Linked DNA regions of Homo sapiens: region 2 is linked to region 1. Evidence: chromatin loops called from intact Hi-C (ENCODE). Cell type or tissue: GM12878. All regions are shown on one strand. Links, peaks and the distances in the headings refer to the core of each region. The heading gives the core; the rest is flanking DNA. Region 1 has its middle 20 kb from the start of MIR422A. Region 2 overlaps DAPK2 (death associated protein kinase 2).

Region 1 (5,376 bases), core at 129-5,128:
GACATGTAAGTGAGGAGCCTGGAGCAAAAGAGGAAGGAAGATCCCCTATAGTGGTTCTGCCCCTGGCAACCACTCTGGCGACTGCAAAGCATGTGATCGGTAGGGCCCTTCATATGAATAAGGGGTCATGCCTCTTGCTTCTGCATGCCATGGGCTGGGTGTGTGGCTCCCACGGCCTGCATACTCTGCAACTCTGGAGTTAGTGAAGAAGCCTCACTACCCAGCCACAAGGCACATTCTACTTTCCACACATCTGACTCCTTCAACCAGAACCCCATGCCCCTACCATGACCACCACCAAGTGCAAAGCTGCTGTGCCTGAGAGCTGCAGCAGCCAGCCCTCTTCCTGCCTGTCTGTGGCTGGTGTGGTTTGCGTAGGAGAAGCAATAATCGTAGCATCCCCACTTACCATGTGCCGGGTGGCTTGCACATATTATCTTTAGTCCTGACAACACTCCTGAGCAAGAGCTCTGGTCTGTTTTACAAAGGCAGGAAACCAAGGCTCAGAGAGGTAGATGACTTTTCTAAAACTAAATGGCTAGCAAAGTAGCAGGGGACTTTGGGTTCAAATTCAGTTCTACCTGGCTCCAAAGACTGAGTGCTTTGCACCATGCAATAGGGCTCGGGAGACCTGAAGTCCAGGTCAGGGTCATCCATTAACTCACATGGGACTGAGGCAAGCACCTCCCCTTGCTGGTCCTCAGTTTCCTCACCTGTGAATCGGGTAATGCCTAAGGTTAGGACTCTGTTCTCCCAGCATCTGACTTCTTGGAGGTCCTCTGCTGACATGGGTACAAAGAGCAGAATTGTGACCCAGGTGATCTCAGTATCCCCCAGTTTCCCTTTGGGAGGCTCTCTTCTGGCCAGGCTGGTGTCTTCCCACTGCCAGGGGGTCTGGAACCTAGCAGTCACCCCTTCTAGGAGTGCTCTGCTCTGTCGTCTGAACATTCCTTTCTACAGCTTCGAACAAAAATGTTTCAATGTCTTGTCTACGTTTTTATAATGTCTCATCTCTCTTGGGTTCTGCCATCTTCCAGAAGACCTAGGAGGGAAGCAGAGATGCTAGTCTGAACTAAAGGGTGAGGGATTCATGGGCTCCTAGTTGCATTTTTATCAGGAGCTTCTAGAAATAGTGTCACAACCTGAAAGAGCAGATGGTCAATTTAGTAACTTCATCAGTGCCTCTGAGTCCCCTTAGTCCCCTGCACATTCACTGTGATTTGTGTTCTATTCGGCTCTCCCTGAGTATAATGCACTCCCCGAGGGAGGGCAGGGACTGGGCCTTGCTCCCAGGCCAAAAGACTCGATTGATTGATGGAGCACCCAGGCCTATAGCACAGGACTGGAACCCCATCTGACTCTGCTTGTGGGAACTGCAGCCACTTCCTGAACTGCCTCCCCACCTCAGCCAGGCCTGAAATGTATTCCTTGCTAGCTAAAGAAGGGGCAAGGAGGAGGGAGAGGGTTTAGAAAGACAAGAAGCATATGGATTTCTTCTTCCTCAGTCTCTCCAATGCTTGAACCCTCCCAGGCCACAGGAAGCTCCCATGAGCCCAGCTAGGCTCTTTAGGGCCAGGGAGTAAAGCTATCTAGAAGTAACAAAAGGGAAGAGAATGAGCATTAATCAAGTTCCTATTGAGCATAGGCATTATACTAGATGTGTCTACAGACTTATACTTGTCTCCATTTTGCAGATGAGAAAACAGAGGACCTGAGAAGTTATGCTGCATGAGATAACGAGGCTAGTAGTTGGTGGAGCCGGGGTTTGAACTCAGGTCCAAAGGTATGTGCTCTTGCAGGCTGCCTCTGGGTGGCTCCTTGGGACAGAGGCCCAAGGTATGTGCTCTTGCAGGCTGCCTCTGGGTGGCTCCTTGGGACAGAGGCTGTAGAACTTTAGGCCCTCTGCCTCGTTTCCCTCAGGACCGACACAGCCAGTCCTGGAGGTCGATGTTGGGTCCGCTGGGGCCAGCCCCACCCAGCCTGTGGACACAGTGCCATGTTACTCTTTGTCCTGGTCTGCATTCACTGGCCATCCACACACATTTTTCTGAGGGATGCTTGGTAACTAAGGCCACCAGGTGGCGCTGCAAGGGCTGGGACCTTGACTGCTGGATCTAAGGCTCAGTAGGTTCTTAGCGATCTTCCATGACAGGCCAGGATTCCCCTGAGAGATTCCTAGGAAACTTTTAAAAAAATATATGGGCCCAGAGTGTCTGGTTTGATATTTTGGATTGGATTCTGGGAAACTGTTATTATTTTAAAATAGTGTTAATTTTCTGCATTGGTAAAATATTCACATGGCTCAAAAAATTTAAAGTATAAAAAGGTATATAAGCCTAGGTGCCGCGGCTCATACCTGTAAACCCAGCGGTTTGGGAGGCTGAGGCAGGTAGGTCACATGAGGTCAAGAGTTCGAGACCAGCCTGGCCAACACAGTGAAACTCTGTCCTACTAAAAATGCAAAAATTAGCTAGTGTGGTGGTGCACACCTGTAGTCCCAGCTATTTGGGAGGCTGAGGCATGAGAATCGCTTGAACCCAGGAGGCCAGGAAGGGGAGGCTGCAGTGAGCTGAGATCACGCCATTGCACTGCAGCCTGGGCAACAAAGCAAAACCCTGTCTTTAAAAAAAACAAAACAAAACAAAACAAAAAATCCTTATTGTTCAAGGGTCAATTTTATATTCAACAAAAGAAGCAAAATAGATTTTAACCAAAGTAACAAAATATGAACAATATATTCATTTGCTTTCCATCAAAACATAGATAAAACAAAAAATATTAACAAGCAATAGCTATTGATTTGGTAGGAATATGAATATCCTAGCCATAACCCTTACTTGACAAATTCACTTGATTTTTGATTAGGCAATCTCCAATTATGGTTTTAGGAATGTTTCACAGTCTGAGGCGCCAGGTTTGTGTGCCTCATGTGTTTTGTCCTTCAGTGTTAATGATAAACGCTTGCATGGCATTCTTAATTTTTGCTTGCACAAGGCTGTCTCAATACCTTTGGTCATTAGGCTGATCCCATTCAGCTTTCAAGTGATCCTGCTTATCTGACTATATAGAAGTCAACATAGCATGATGCTTCTGAAGGCTGTGGCAGATTCTTTCCAGGTGTTGCTCTGCAGCTTGACCTTTGGGAGCCTTGGCTTTAATGATCGCCACTCTGGGAGGGGGGCCCTTAACCTCCTGCTGTAGAATGATGCCAAACTGCCGGCTGCTCAAGCCTTCTTGAGATGGGGGCAGCAACTGCCACTGTCCCCCAACCACGGTGACCTGTAGGACCTGATTCCACAACCCAGAGGTCTGGTTGCCACAGTGCGCCTCACGGGGTAAGACAATTGCTTATTATACACACTGTCCTGCACTTTGCTTTTTTCACTTAAGGGTATAGAGATATTTTTTCCATATCAGTTCAGAAAAGCTTCCTTATTCTTTGTTACAAATGTATAGTGGTTCATTGCATGGATGAAACATATTTTAACCAGTTCCCTAATGATGGTTGTTTCCTTTGCTGTTATAAACAATGCTATAATGAATAACCTTGTGCATATGTCATTTCATACATCTGTAATATCTGAGGATAAATTCCTAGATGTGGTCTTATAGATCAAATGGTATGTGTGTTTTTAATTTTTACAAATACAGCCAAATTGCTCTTGATCAGAGTTCTACAAGTGTATACATCTACCAGCAAAGAACAAGAGTGCTTGTTCCTCATCAGTTTCACCAACACAGTGTGTTAGCAAACTTTACAACTTCCGTTAATCTGATAATGTGAAATGGCATCTTAGCATTCCTCTTATTATGTGAGTTTTTAAAAATATTTTCAAGATCTTTTTCTATTTTCTGTGATTTGTCTGGGGAATTTGTCTTTTTTTTTTTTTAATGTTCCTCACTTATAACCTTTGGCAAGACACAAAAACAAAAAACCTTAAAGGAAAAGATGAATAAATTTAACAACATTCAAATCACAAACTTCTATATATAAACAATACCATGAAATGTTAAAAGATATAACAGGAAAAAAAAAAGTATGTGCAACCTATATCCCAATACAACTTGCAGCTGAACTTTCAAAAGAAGGGAAAAGGCCAGAATTCTGACTGTCCACTAGCTCTCACCATCTTTATAGCTTGTAAGGAGGTGCTTGTATCACATGACTCCCTGGATCCTCACGGAAGCCCTCTGAAGTGGGTGTTATCGTCTCACAGATGCAGACTCTAGGCTCAGAGAAGTTAAGTGACCTGCCCCAGGTCACACAGCTGGGGAGAGGAGATCAGGTGATGTGCTTCCACCACACCACAGCTGCCTGAGCACCCACTCTGGCTCTGCATACATCCATGTAACCTTGGGCAGGTCTCTTGTCCCTCCACTTCAGGCATCTTCTCTGTACAGTGGGTGTGTTTTTCTCCATTGCCGCCAGCTCTAGACCACTGATGTGGAGATGGTGGCAGAAGGTGGATTAAAGTGTGGGTTGGGATTCACAGGGGCACACTGTGGAGGTGTGTCCACAGGAGAGGTGGTGAGTATAAGTGCATGTGTCATATGTGTACAGAAAGAACATTTCTGCAGGCTGGGAGTCCTTTCTGGAGAGCTCATGGGCTCTCCCAACAAGTCACTTCCATCCAAGAGTCCTCTTGCAGCGCCTTCATCCTCGTGAGGCCCTGCAGGGAGGGGATGATGCTTAGCCCTAAAGGAAGATGGCCATTTGCAGCAGCTCTCAATGAGGCTGATGTTCTGGGGCAAGTGGGGACTCATATCTCATAGAGACTAACCCTGGAGGCCTGCCCTGTCAGGAGTCACCTTTCCACTCAGTCAGCCCTGGGGACAATCTGAGCAATTGACCTCATCATGGACTGGAGGGCAGTGAACTGTAGTGGGACCCATGTGATCCAGCCACATAGGCCTGCTGGGCAGATGTCCCCAGGGCCAGGCTGAGGCTGGGCAGGAATAGGGAAAGTGCCAGCTCCACACCCATTCTCCCCACACAGCATGACAAAGGAGCCTAGTTTGCCCAGCATGGGCACAGTACTTGACTAATGGCCAACCAACATTGGCCATCTTTGAGAAAGAGAGACAGAAAAAAAGCCCTGGATAAACAAACGTTGCAAGTTAAAATCTAAAACAAAACATAATCAAATAAAGATAGTATTCTATAAATATAAGATTTCAGAGTTTTAAGCAGACTGAGAAGGGTCTCCATTGTTGGCATTAGTCCTGGGTTCTGTGCATGTACGTGTGGGCCTGCACATGTTGGTTGGGGCTCCTCGGAGCATCTGCATCCCTCGAGGCATCGTGTGGTCAGGGGTAGGGTCAGGAGGAAGGACTTCAGGGGCCTGTCCCAGGCCTTGTGGCTTTCTGAATGACAAG
Region 2 (5,376 bases), core at 187-5,186, 96 kb before region 1:
AGAGACGGAGTCTTGCTTGTCGCCCAGGCTGAAGTGCAGTGGTATGAAGTGCAGTGGTATGATCATAGCTCACTGTAGCCTCAAACTCCTGGGCTGAAAACCATCCTCCCACCTCAGCATCCTGAGTAGCTGGGACTGCAGGTTGTGCCACCTTGCCTGGCTTTTTTTTTTTTTTTTTTTTTTGGAGACAAAGTCTCACCCTGTCACCCAGGCTGCAGTGCAGCAGTGCAGTGGCATGATCTCGGCTCACTGGTACCTCTGCCTCCTGAGTTCAAGTGATTTTCATACCTCAGCCTCCCAAGTAGCTGGGATTACAGGCTTGCACCACCATGCCTGGCTAATTTTTGTATTTTTAGTAGAGACAGGGTTTCACCATATTGGCTAGGCTGGTCTCATACTCCAGGCCTCAAGTGATCCCCCTGCCTCAGCCTCCCAAAGCACTGGGATGACAGGTGTGAGCCACCATACCTCTCCAGTTTTCTTATCTGTGAAATGGAACTAAAAATGATACTTGCAAATATTGAAAAAGAGAATGAATATGAAGTTAGCTCATTAAGAAAAAAGCTGGCCGGGCGCGGTGGCTCATGCCTGTAATCCCAGCACTTTGGGAGGCTGAGGCAGGCAGATCACTTGAGGTCAGGAGTTCAAGACCAGCCTGGCCAACATGGTGAAATCCCGTCTCTACTAAAAATAGAAAAAAATTAGCCATCCATGGTCGCGGTGCCTGTAATCCAAGCTACTCAGGAGGCTGAGGCAGGAGAATCACTTAAACCCAGGAGGTGGAGCTTGCAGTGAGCCGAGATTGCGCCACCGTACTCCATCCTGGGCAACAGAGCGAGACTCCAGCTCAAAAAAAAAAAAAAAGGAAAAGCTGGATGTAAATGTTGTAATGTTCACATTGCTATACAAAATTGATCCCGTGGTGTGACATTTGGTTCATGCCCTGTTTATTTACCCTTGACAGTGAAGACTTTGGGGGGTGGGGATTAAGCCAGGCTCCTCCATGAACCTTAAGAGCTGAGGTTGGGGACATTTCTGAGCACTGAGAAGCTGTTCTAGGTATACCCCTTTTAATGTGAGTCCTGGGCAGACAACTAGAGAGCCCTTATGAGGTGGCACCTGGGGGCCTGACAAGTTTGGAAATGAGGCCCATCTGCCAGTGACACTGATCTTGACACAGCCCACTTGTCCTCCCAGGTGCTGAGTGAGTGAGGAGCTGAGTCCTCTGCCTGGGAAGAGGGGTGTGTTCCTGACAGAATTGCAGGAGAGTGTGCTGGCAGAAGCGGGGTGTTTTCTGTATCTTGAGGATTTACTGTCCCTCACGAAACCATCCTACGTGACTTTTGCAAGCCAGTCTCAGGCACAGAGTTCCCACCCACCCACACCTCATGCTCTTCTGCAAGGCTGGATGGTAAAGTCCTATCTCAGACATTACCTCATGATTTCCCAAACAACCCTGGGAAGTGGGCAGGGCAGGTATTATCATCCCCATGTGACAAAGAAGGAAACTGAGGCCTGGGGAGTTGAACAGGCTGCCCAGGGTCCTGGCTCGTTAGTGGTAGGGCTCTGACTAGACTCCCAGTCTCCTGACACCAGCCCAGAGTTAGGAATTTGGAGAGTGAAGAGAAAGGGCTTCATTCCTGTTTAGAGTTGTCCCAGGCTCTTTGGAGCTGTCTGACAGGAAGCTTTCTAAGATGAGACCTGGGATGGCAGATGGAGAAACATGAACTGAAAAGGCAGCTCCCTGTCAAGCCCATGAAACTTTGATAGCAGATTAGGACGAGGAATCGGGCCTCCTACCAGCCCCGTGCTGCAGTAGACCATGCATAGGTATTGATTGTTGCTATGGGGGGCAGAGATACTGGAATATGTGTGCTTTGCATATGTATACCAGATTCCAGTATTCCCATCATTTTTGATTTAGTGTTAGCAATGACTTTCATTAGAGGTTGAATTGCTCCCTTCTGCTCCCTCCCTGGATGACATTCTGGGTGGCTCTGTCCTAAAGTAGACAGACCCTCGCCTCCCACCCATCATCCCTGTAGCCTAGCTGGCGACTTCTGCACTGTGGGACCTCAACTTCTGGCTGCAGAGCCTTCTGTGTGCAGAAAAAGGCCTGTTGCTGTCACCTGCCCTTGGGTTGGCTGGGCCCTCTGATGGGCATACTAGAGCCACCTCAGGTTCTGCTTTTGTGCATCTGCTGAGTACAGTGGCCAGGGAGTGCCTGACTGCAAATTTTCACTCCTGTTATCCTCCGAAAGCTAGAGTAATCTTCTGCCTTGATTTGCATATTCATAACACAGCAGTTAGACTGGTGAACCCCTCAAGCAAAAATCATGCTGATGGGAGAGACAACCCCTCCCCTCTGATTCCCTTTCTTTACTCCTTTCCTGAAATGATCAGATCAGAGAACTATGGGGAAGTGTAATACTGAAAATGAGGAACTAGTATGAGTAACAGTGGTATAGTTTCTTCATTTGTGAAATGGAGATAATCAGAAAGCTGTTGTAAGTCAGCCCTGGCTGCATGTCAGTTACCCAGCGGGCTTTTAAATAGCCCCATCTTCAGGCCCAGACCCAGGAGATCAGAATCTCTCAGGGTGAGACTTAAACACTAGGAGTTTTAAAATTCCCCAGGCAATATCAATGTGTGGCCTGGGTTGAGAACCACTGCTCTAGGATTTAAAGAGTTGGCTACTTGCTCGGAATAGAGCTATTTTCACATCTGGCTGTGCGTGGGAATCATTGGCGGGGTAGGGTGGTGCTTTTAAAATTAAACTGAAGCTGGGTGGTGTGGCAGGCACCTGTGGTCCCAGCTACTCGGGAGGCTGAGGTTGGGAGGATTGCTTGAGCCCAGGAGTTTGAGGCTGCAGTGAGTTATGATCACACCACTGCCCTCCAGCCGGGGCAGCAGAGCCAGACCCCATCTCTAAAAATAAATAAAATTAAACCAATTCCTTGGTTTCACATTCCAGACCATTTGAATCAGTGACTTATGTCTCTGGATGTCTCTTGCTCAGCCTTCACATGAACCACTTTTGAGTACCACGGGCCAACATTACAAATATTTCCAGTCTTCACAATTCTCTAGCAGGGAACCCTGATTCCCATTTGACAGATGAGCAAATCTATGTTCAGAGCAGGTGAAAGCATAAGTCTCTGAGGCCAGGCCTGTCTGATCTTGAAGCCTGGGGGCTGGGTCTGGTGGAGGGTGTTCTCTGCTCTTCTGGAAACAGCCCAAGGAGTGGGGGACACCAGCCAGCAGCCTTGGCTCCCTCTGAGGCTCCCCTCTACAGGTTGAGCAGAGGGCTGTGCCTGAGTGAAGACAGGTGAGACGAGTGGTGGTGTGTGGTATTTGGCGCCATCGTAGTCACCCACTCTCAAAATACCTCCTTTTGGGGAGGGAAAGATGCCTGTGCAGTGGGCCTGCCCCGGTCACCACTCATTGCCACAGCTGTCTCGCAAAGAGAAAACTCAGGCAGGAAAAGCAAACACTCATTTGCTTTTTGAGAGTTTGAGGAATTTTTCAGGCATGTGATATAGAAAAAAAATGCCACTGTTTCCCTCATAAGAGGAAGGGGAAACAACGTCAACATGGCCTGAAATGTTTAGCTCTAGTTTACAAAAGCCCTTCTGCCGTTTCACAAGTCCTAAGGCTGTCAACACAGTGCAGGGCTGGGAGCTGGGGGATTTGGATGCCAAGCCAAGCCCTGCGCCACTGCCTATGTGCTCTGTAAACCTAAGTGTATCCCTTACCACCCTTAAGCTTTGCTTTCCCCACAGGTCAAGTAGGAACTCAGGGCTTCTGTGACAAGGTCACAGGGACTCTGAAATGCCAGGCCCTGCCAGCGGCTGCTTGAGGTGTCGGAGAGGAGAGGCGTGTGGCTGCCTTGACACTGAGACTCAGAGCCACCCGGGCCTGGAAGCTCGGTCAAGTGTTTGTTGGCACCTACCAAGGCACCCGCTGTCCTCGAGGCCCAGAGTGGCTCCAAGAGACCATATGTGTTAGAGTTCACACTGAATGTGTTCACTCTGGCTCTGGGAGGCCTGGCTCCACTCCACCTGCGTCAGCCCTTAGTGTGTGCACAGCTCAGAGCCAATATTTGGAACTGAAATAGCTAAAAATTTAGAGTCAGTGGACGATGTAAGATAAATTTGGCTCCACAAAGCCTTCTCTGCCCAGTCCAGCCCCCAGGATCTTCTCTTTCCCTAGAGCTCCATCTGTACCTGTTGTCTGTGCCTTTGGTCCCTGCCCCGTAGTGCCTAGCACAGATCCTGGCACAGACTGGATGCCCAGACAGTGTTGATTGAATGGAGATTAAGGCAATGGAGAGATGCATGAGTTTGTGTTTGGGAACGTCTCTGAAGTGGCTGCCATAGAATGCTACCTAAGTGTTGGCCTATGTATCTGTTGCTTGCTGAACTTGACTTTGTTGTTGTTATTGCCACTCCGGGTATTTTGAAGACTGTCTCACTGAGGATGATGCTAATGATGGAGTGGTTCAGATGCAGTGCTATTTTGCTATTTTCTGCATTTGGGGCAAATATCCCAGGCATTTCCCTGTATGTAGCTTTTAACCCAGAGCCACTAAGAGTGTACCTCTTAAGTCTGGAGTCTGCTGGCCCCTTATTGAGCCATTAAGCTGAACCAGAAAACTTTCTGAGTTACTCAAGCAGTGGGTATTTTGGGTGGCAAGAAAACATGGGGCAATGATGGCAAATGGCAGTAAGGGGACGGGAGGACCCCCGGGCAAGATGGTCACTGGGAAGTCTCTGAGGACTTAGATCTGCTCCTGCTGGTCACTGAACTGAGGTGCAGAAGCAGGTGGTTGGTGCCCTTCCCTGTGGGGAGGGCCCCTGGAGCACTCAGGGAAGCTGGCTCAGGGCTGCCTGCCACTCTGCCATGGACTCCATTTCATGCTTGCTGTCTCTGTCCCTGGAGTAATGGGTTTCTGAGCCCAGCCCTGGGTACTAGTGCCTGAAGGGGAATAATAATGGTCTAGACTGCTCTAACTATCTCAGAGGCTTTGTGGACAGCCGGTTGGGTATCTGACTTTGAGGCTTGGCTTTGCCATTAACTCTGCGATGACCTCAGGCGAGTCACATGACCTATCCTTATGCCTCAGTTTCCTAATTGTACAACTCTCTGTTTATACCAAGTCCTCTGACTGTGATGCTCCCCCACTATGATGATTAACCTTGTTAGGCTGCCTCCTCTCCAAACTCTACCCAAACCTGGATCCCCACCAGCCCAGTCTGCTTATGGACATTGTGATTTCATCTGGTGGGTCCTAGACTTGGGTTCTAGCTGAGATTTTGCAATGACAAGGCTATGTCATCCTGATCAATAACCTTTCTGGGCCTCAGTGCTCACCTC

The links. Peaks named below come from ENCODE experiments on the same cell type or tissue, not always from the same donor. Only the 100,000 strongest peaks of a DNase experiment are listed, where the experiment ranks them.
Region 2: it touches region 1 in a loop (4-fold over the local background); 3 of 110 quality-filtered maps call a loop at or near these places.

Annotation. Positions count from the first base shown.
Region 1 is chr15:63,887,882-63,893,257 of GRCh38, reverse strand. No RefSeq gene overlaps it. Among named protein-coding and RNA genes, the nearest start is that of MIR422A, 20 kb to the right of the region's middle. RefSeq lists enhancers at 78-307, 1,877-1,966 and a silencer at 234-528. In GM12878, for the core only: CTCF peaks have their summits at 1,371 and 2,072 (motif pointing right); DNase peaks (open chromatin) are centred at 167, 217 and 2,047; H3K4me3 peaks cover 112 bases; H3K27ac peaks cover 2,666 bases.
Region 2 is chr15:63,983,996-63,989,371 of GRCh38, reverse strand. All of the region lies in intron 2 of DAPK2 (death associated protein kinase 2), which reads left to right. Among named protein-coding and RNA genes, the nearest start is that of DAPK2, 60 kb to the left of the region's middle. RefSeq lists an enhancer at 3,431-3,932. In GM12878, for the core only: a CTCF peak has its summit at 2,565; a DNase peak (open chromatin) is centred at 2,331; H3K4me3 peaks cover 328 bases; H3K27ac peaks cover 3,346 bases.